Linked DNA regions of Homo sapiens: region 1 is linked to region 2. The links are chromatin contacts, found by Hi-C in ENCODE. All regions are on one chromosome and are shown on one strand. Each heading gives the region's core, a stretch centred on a gene start or an enhancer-like site at or near the end of the contact. The rest is flanking DNA. Distances are from core to core; before and after follow the strand shown.

Region 1 (3,375 bases), core at 850-3,349, 8.3 Mb after region 2:
AGGACTGTAACCTCAGTCTAACTCCTTCCCTATTACTGATGTCTGTTAAACGCCACACTGACCATGTCCATTACAAGCTTATCCTCCCACATGCCAAACAAAGATGGGATGAGATAGTCCTTCCTCTCCTACCCTGAGACGTCTGCCTAATTAATTCTTCCTTTATTCCCTCTTTTGAATGTTTACTTTATTTTCTGAATAGTGTAGATATACTGGGCACGAATTAAAACCTCACAAGAATGTAACTACCTGCCACGAGGCCTACTGCACTTTTTCCTGCATGCTTTTTCCCCTTTTAATGAAATATATAAACACCAGCCTTCTGGAACCACTCCATCGAGCACAGGCCACAGATGTTTCTGTCACTTGTATTTTCCAGGGCACGCCCTCAAGCTCTGGCCCAATAAACCTCCACTGAGGCTCAGTTCAGTCTCTCCATTGCATTGACAGAGATAACTATTTTTCTCTTCATTTTTTTTTTTCTTTGAGACAGGGTCTCACTCTGTCACCCAGGCTGGAGTGCAGTGGCACGATCTCAGCTCACTGCAACCTCCACCTCCCGGGTTCAAGTGATCCTCCCACCTCAGCCTCGAGGGCGGGCATGCACCACCATGCTGGCTAATTTTTGTATTTTTAGTAGAGACAGGTTTCACCATGTTGGCCAGGCTGGTCTCGAACTCCTGACCTCAAGTGATCCATCCACCCGCCTCGGCCTCCCAAAGTGCTGGGATTACAGGCGTGAGCCACTGCACCCGGCCTGTCTCCATTTTTGATGAGGAACCAGAAGCTCAGAGAGGTTAGGACTATTGCTGAAGGTCACACCGCATGGATCCAAGAATCAAATCCAAGTCTCTCTCTGAACTCCTTCAAGATTCTCCCCCTTGGCCAGGTGCAGTGGCTCATGCCTGTAATCCCAGCACTTTGGGAGGCCCAGGCAGATGCATCACTTGAGGTCAGGAGTTCGAGACCAACCTGGTCAACATGGTGAAACTCTGGTTCTACTAAAAATATAAAAATTAGCCAGCCGTGGTGGCAGGCGCCTGTAGTCCCAGGTACTCGGGAGACTGAGGCACGAGAATCGCTTGAACCTGAGAGGTGAAAGTTGCAGTGAGCCGAGATCACACCACTGCACTCTGGTCTGGGCTACACAGCAAGACTCTGTCTAAAAAAAAAGGGGGAAAAAAAAGAAAAAAAAATATTGTCCTCCTGCCTCCTGCTTTTTAAGGTCCTTCTGAGCAGGCTCCCTGGGTCCTCTCATCCTGGAATCTGTGCTTCACAGCACTTAAAGCTGCGGTGGTTTAGTTGCTAGCTCACGTGTTTGTTTCCCCAGTAAAGCTAAACTCCACTAGAGCAGTGACCACGCCTGATCCCCAGCTGTGTCCCCAGGACAGCACCAAACCTACGAGGCGATCAACACATTTCTGCTGAATGAGTGGGAGAATCACTCCTCAAAAGGAAGAAAATTGTGTCAAGAAAGTAGCTGGCAGAGCCAGGATGTAAGTCCGAAGACTCCCCGACTTCGAAGCTTATCCCGTTTTTCTCTGCGGTCTGTTATTGTCACTCAAACCTCTGGCCCCGACCCTCTTAATTAATGTCCCTTTCGACTCCGCGCCGGTCAGTCTCCACCCTCCATCCGCGCCAGGTCCTTCGCGCTCGCCTTCTAAAGGCCTCGTTCCTGTCAGTCATTCCAAGCTCCGCCCTCACCCTGCCCACTTTCCACGCCCCGCCCCTTCTGGGCCCCACCCCTCTCCGAATACAATACCTTCTAGCCTGCCGCTGTCAGTCATTCTGCAGATCCCGCCCCCTCCCTCCCACGCCCCGCCTTTTCCGGGCCTGCGCCTCTAAGTTCCTGTTGAGGCCTTGCCCTTTTCTCACCCGTGTCCGGAGTGGCCCCCGCTCCAGAAGCGCACAGCCGCTGGTTGGGGCATCCCTGACATGAAGCCCCTCTGCCCGCCTGGGCGCTGTCGGCCCCTGGACAGTCTGCGCAGAGACAAGACCACAGTTAGAGCAGCTCCCGACACTTTCGCCCCGCGACCCACGCCCCCTCCGCGAGCTTACCGTGAGGCACCTCCTCCATTCCGTCGCCTTTGCCGCCTTCGTGGTCACCGGAACCCGCTGTCGTACATTTCCGCCTTGTGGGCACAATCTGATTCTCCGACCGCGCGAAATAAGTCTCGGAAAGGGGGCTGTGCGCACGCGCGAACCTTGGGCCGAAAGACTGGGACTCAACGTCTGTTCCTTTTCAGAGATTTCCTATCATAAATACTTCTGCAGTGCATCTCCTAAGAACAAAGCCATTCTTCATGACATCAGTGCCATTTTCATACCCAAGAGATTTAATATCGATGCAGTACTAGCCAATGCAGTATTAGCCAATAGACAGTTTATATTTCAATTTCAGTTGTTAGACCCCCTCCCCTGCTGGATTCACTCACTGCCTGGAGTTATTTCTCTTCGGTCTCCTTTAATTCAGATCAGTCCTTCTTTTTTTAGGGGGGGTCTCATCACCTTGATAATTTTGACGGGTCCAGACCAGTTGTGTAATAGAATATCCCATATTCTTGATTTGTCTAATCCTCCCCTCCCTCTTGCCTTGTAATTAGATAAAGGTTAATTTTTCTTTTTTCCTGCAGAACACACTTGGATAATGTCAGTTTGTCCCGTTTTTGGTAATGTGAAGCTTGATCGCTTGCTAAAGGTGGTGTCTGCCCCATTTCTCCATTTAATGTTTCCTTCTTCCATTTGTAATTAACAGGTACTCTCTGGGACCATCTTCTTCTCTATCAGCCTTTCACTCAGTGATTTTAGCAGCATTTATATATATATATATAAAACTATAGATTATATATATGATAAATATATATCAGTTTTATACCCTCTCTTTTTTTCTTTTTTTTCGAAGACTCACTATGGATTCCTGGATTTTTTAAAATTGTCTTTTATAATCAATTATTATTCTTTCTGGTCGATTTTTTTTCCCCCAGATGTGGCCAGTGAAGCCCCTTCAAGACAGTTCTTATGTTCTTTGGGCACTAATCCAGCTTCTTTGAGCATTTTCTTGCTTTCTGATACAAGATGTTTCAGTCATCCCTTCTCCCTGCTGCAGTCATTTCTTCAGGGAGCCTTGGTTACTTTTTAGCAGACAACAGTTCAGAAACCAAGATGTGGATGCCACAAATGCTCATTGCTACTGGAGTGTCATTGCTCACAGGTTTGGCACCTGGAATATTAATGAGTGAACAAACTTTACCTAGCCCCAGACACTAAGAATATGGAAACGTTTATTTATTTATTTATTTTTGAGGCGGATTCTCGCTCTGTCACCCAGGCTGGAGTGCAGTGGTGGGATCTCGGCTCACTGCAAGCTCCGCCTTC
Region 2 (3,480 bases), core at 86-2,585:
ACAGAAAGACAGTATTTAATACAATTTCATAACTTTTTAATTTGTTTGTTTTTTTTTAATGATTACTCACCCATTTGTGGCAAGTGGCACTGGCTTCCCATTCACCATAAGGATTTTGTTTCAAGGAAATTAATTTAATTTTTAAATGGGACATAGCTATACAAAAAAACACATCTAGTAATCAAAAGTTCAAGCAGTACTGCCATTAGGCAAAAATCCCGAAAGTGGTACACGGTAATTTAACGTTGAGAAAACGACTTCATGAAATTTCTTTTTTTTTTTTTTTTTTGCGCGGGGGAGACAAAGTCTCGCTCTGACGCCCAGGTTGCAGTGCAGTGGTGCAATCTCGCCTCAAAGCAATCTCTGCCTCCCGGGTTCAAGCGATTCTCCTGTCTCAGCCTCCTGAGTAGCTGGGATTACAGGCACCTGCCATCACGCCTGGCAAATTTTTGTATTTTTAGTAGAGGCGGGGTTTCACCATGTTGGCCAGGCTGGTCTCAAACTCCTGACCTCAGGGGATCCTCCAGCCTCGGCCTCCCAAAGTGCTGAGATTATAGGCCGGAGCCACCGCGCCCGGGCTCATGACAATTTTCTAAGGCAGCACAGATGAAACAAGGAAAGCAGGAACCAGGGTCCAAAACCATGTCTCTCTACTCTAAATTCGATGCTCCTTCCACTACACTGATGGCTTTCACAGTTTACAGTGCATGCAAATCACCTAAAGGTCCTGTTCACAGATCACAGATACCGACCAAGTAGGTCGGGGTGGGGCCCGAGAATCTGTATTTCTAGCGAGCGCCCAGAAGTAGCGGAGGCTGCTGGTCGTCGGGCTACCCTTTGCCTGGCAAGGCCCTGGGCAAAGACTACAAAGAGAGAGACTCCCGGAGACGCTGAATTTTCAGTGTCGCCAACTGTCCTCGACTCGGAACGCTGGCCGCACCTGCCGTGACATCACTGCACAGGGGTGCAATTGCGTCACTCCCCAGGCGTCACTGCCGAAACAACCCCTGTCCTCCTGTCACTCTCGCCGCTAACTACAGACCCCGCCCCGCCCGCCAGCGCCCCGGAGGCCGAAGTCACGCAGTCGCGCTCCGTCGCAGGCCTGTGACGTTACGAACCTCTCCCCCGTGACCTCTTCGACCCAAACCTCAAGCGAAAATTCCCTAGCTCGCTAGACCGGCGCAGGACTGTGACTGCGCGCCTCCTTTTACCTGAGAGGGACCGCCGGGCCCCCGGGCGCAGCCGCCAAAGGCGGGGAGCCGCCGCCGCCCCGGCGCAACTCATTGCCGGAACTAAAAAAAGCAACCACTTCGTTGAACGGAACTGGCCAATAGTGCCCTTGGCTCGGACTGATGACGCACAGCAGACGTAAGGAAGGCTCAGCTCGCCCGCGCACCGGTGGGAACGCCCCCTAGCTCTGCGCTAGGGGTTAGATTGGTTAGATACGACAAATAAAAAGATTTTATTGGGTGGGGTCACTGTCAATCACTCGGAAGACCAAGGCCAAGGCGCCTTGGGTTGCCAGGGAGATGAAAATGCTAAATTGCTGTTTAGAAAGATCAGGACAAGGTTATGATTTCTCACCCAAGTTCCTGGGGAAAAGGATCATGAGGGAATTACTTATTAACAAGGCACGGTATTTCCTGCTTTACCTACGTGGAAGGAGATTTTTTTTTTTATTTGTATCCTACATCTACTTTAAAATAGTAAGCCTGGGCAACATAGCGAGACCCCGCCTCTACAAATAATTTTAAAAATTAGCCGGGTCTGGTGGAGCACACCTGTAGTCCCAGCTACTCGGGAGGCTGAGGTGGGGGGATAGCTTGAGCCCGGTAGCTCGAGGCTGCAGTCAGCCGTGATTCTGCCACTGCACTCTAGCCTGGGCCCTGTCTGAAAAATAAATAAATAAATAAAATTATATGTATATCTAAATTACATGCACCACATGGTTAATGGTGTTATATAGTGTTATCTCTATTGGTGGGCTGAAAGCCAACTTTAAACTTCTTCCCGGTCTTTTCTCTATTTTCAGAAACAGAGAACATGTTTTATCCTTGGTATCCACCTTAATGTACTGTGTGCATGTATGCATGTATATTTGTGCAAATTGGAATTTTTTGAGAAGGGAGGGGAAATTTAGCAACATACTTTAAAAAGATCATATAATACAGCAGTCTTACTTTTAGGAATCTACTCAACGAAATAATTTTTAAATGAGTAATGTACATGAGGGCAAAAATCAAAGATGCGTGTCTGCAAGGATATACAACGTTTAATATTGGCAACATCAGGGGGCTGGAACTGGGAGAAGGGAGCTTTCACTTTCTACTTTACACCCTTGGATTATTTATATACTTTATCCAAGTTTACCATAAAATATTTTAAGATGGAATACAATTGTAAAATTATTGAATTCAAGTTTTTAGTTTTTATATCACTCTAGTGTTCAAATTGACACACCAAAATAATTTAAAATTATGATGAACCCAAATACTACTTAGTGAGGATGTTGTAGCACTCTCATGTAAAACTACTGAGTGTCTGAATCTGGCGCTCAAAAGCCTTAAAATGTTCAAAACCTTTGCTGTAATACCACTTCTAGGTCTCTGTTTCCTTTTTGTTTTGTTTTTTGTTTTTGTTCTTTTTAAATGGAGTTTCACTCTGTCGCACAGGCTGGATTGCAGTGGGGAGACCTTGGCTCACTGGAACCTCTGCCTCCCGGGTTCAAGCGATTCTCCTGCCTCAGCCTCCCAAGTAGATGGGATTACAGGTACACACACCACCACGCCCAGCTGAGACTGGGTTTCGCTGTGTTGGCCAGGCTGGTCTCAAATTCCTGACCTCAAGTGATCCTCCCACCTTGTCCTCCCAAAGTGCTGGGATTATAGGCGTGAGCCGCCACGCCTGGCCTAGGTCTCTGTTTCTAAGGAGAAAAAATGTTGACAAAGATTTATAGATGTGCCCATTATTTATTACTGGGAAAATTTGGAAACAAAATGTTAAGCAACAATTGAATATCAAAACATCATGTCCGAGTGCAGTGGCTCACGCCTGTAATCCCAACACTTTGGGAGACTGAGGCGAGAGGATCACTTGAGCCCAGGAGTTCAAGACCAGCCTGGGCAACACAGTGAGATTCCATCTCTACAAAAAATTTTAAAAATTAGTCAGGCATGGTGGTGTGTGCCTCTGATCCCACCTACTTGTGAGGCTAAAAGGATCACTTGAGCCCAGGAGGTTGAGGCTGCACTGAGCCATGATCACACCACTGCACTCCAGAGTGGGTGATAGACCTAGACTCTGGCTCAAAAAAAAAAAAAAAAATCCAACTGTATGATGTTATGTAGCCCATTGAAATGTTTGTAAAGAGCTTTTAATAACAGGAGAAAACACTAGATTCTTCAGGAAAACACATATTAAGTGAAAAAGAAATTAGAATACCAAAGTTCTTTCCTTCTTTTTCCTTCTTTTTCCCTCCCT

What was found. Hi-C counts contacts between places; a loop is a spot of excess contacts on that map. Pooled maps may share reads with other maps.
Region 1: a loop to region 2 is called in a map of CD4-positive, alpha-beta T cell, with 11 times the contacts of the local background. The contact joins the promoter of NUBP1 here to the promoter of COQ7 in region 2. A Hi-C loop is called at or near these places in 2 of 168 maps with a recorded cell type or tissue (CD4-positive, alpha-beta T cell and naive thymus-derived CD4-positive, alpha-beta T cell) and 7 of 50 pooled maps.

The regions. Positions count from the first base shown.
Region 1 is chr16:10,742,566-10,745,940 of GRCh38, reverse strand. NUBP1 (NUBP iron-sulfur cluster assembly factor 1, cytosolic) reads right to left here and starts at 2,099. Exons shown (of 11, transcript NM_002484.4): 1 at 2,059-2,099; 2 at 1,876-1,980. The coding sequence starts at 2,077. RefSeq lists an enhancer at 2,241-2,290.
Region 2 is chr16:19,065,469-19,068,948 of GRCh38, reverse strand. COQ7 (coenzyme Q7, hydroxylase) reads right to left here and starts at 1,335. Exons shown (of 6, transcript NM_016138.5): 1 at 1,212-1,335. The coding sequence starts at 1,284. COQ7-DT (COQ7 divergent transcript) reads left to right here and starts at 1,258. Exons shown (of 3, transcript NR_119381.1): 1 at 1,258-1,368. RefSeq lists an enhancer at 972-1,121 and a silencer at 1,152-1,311.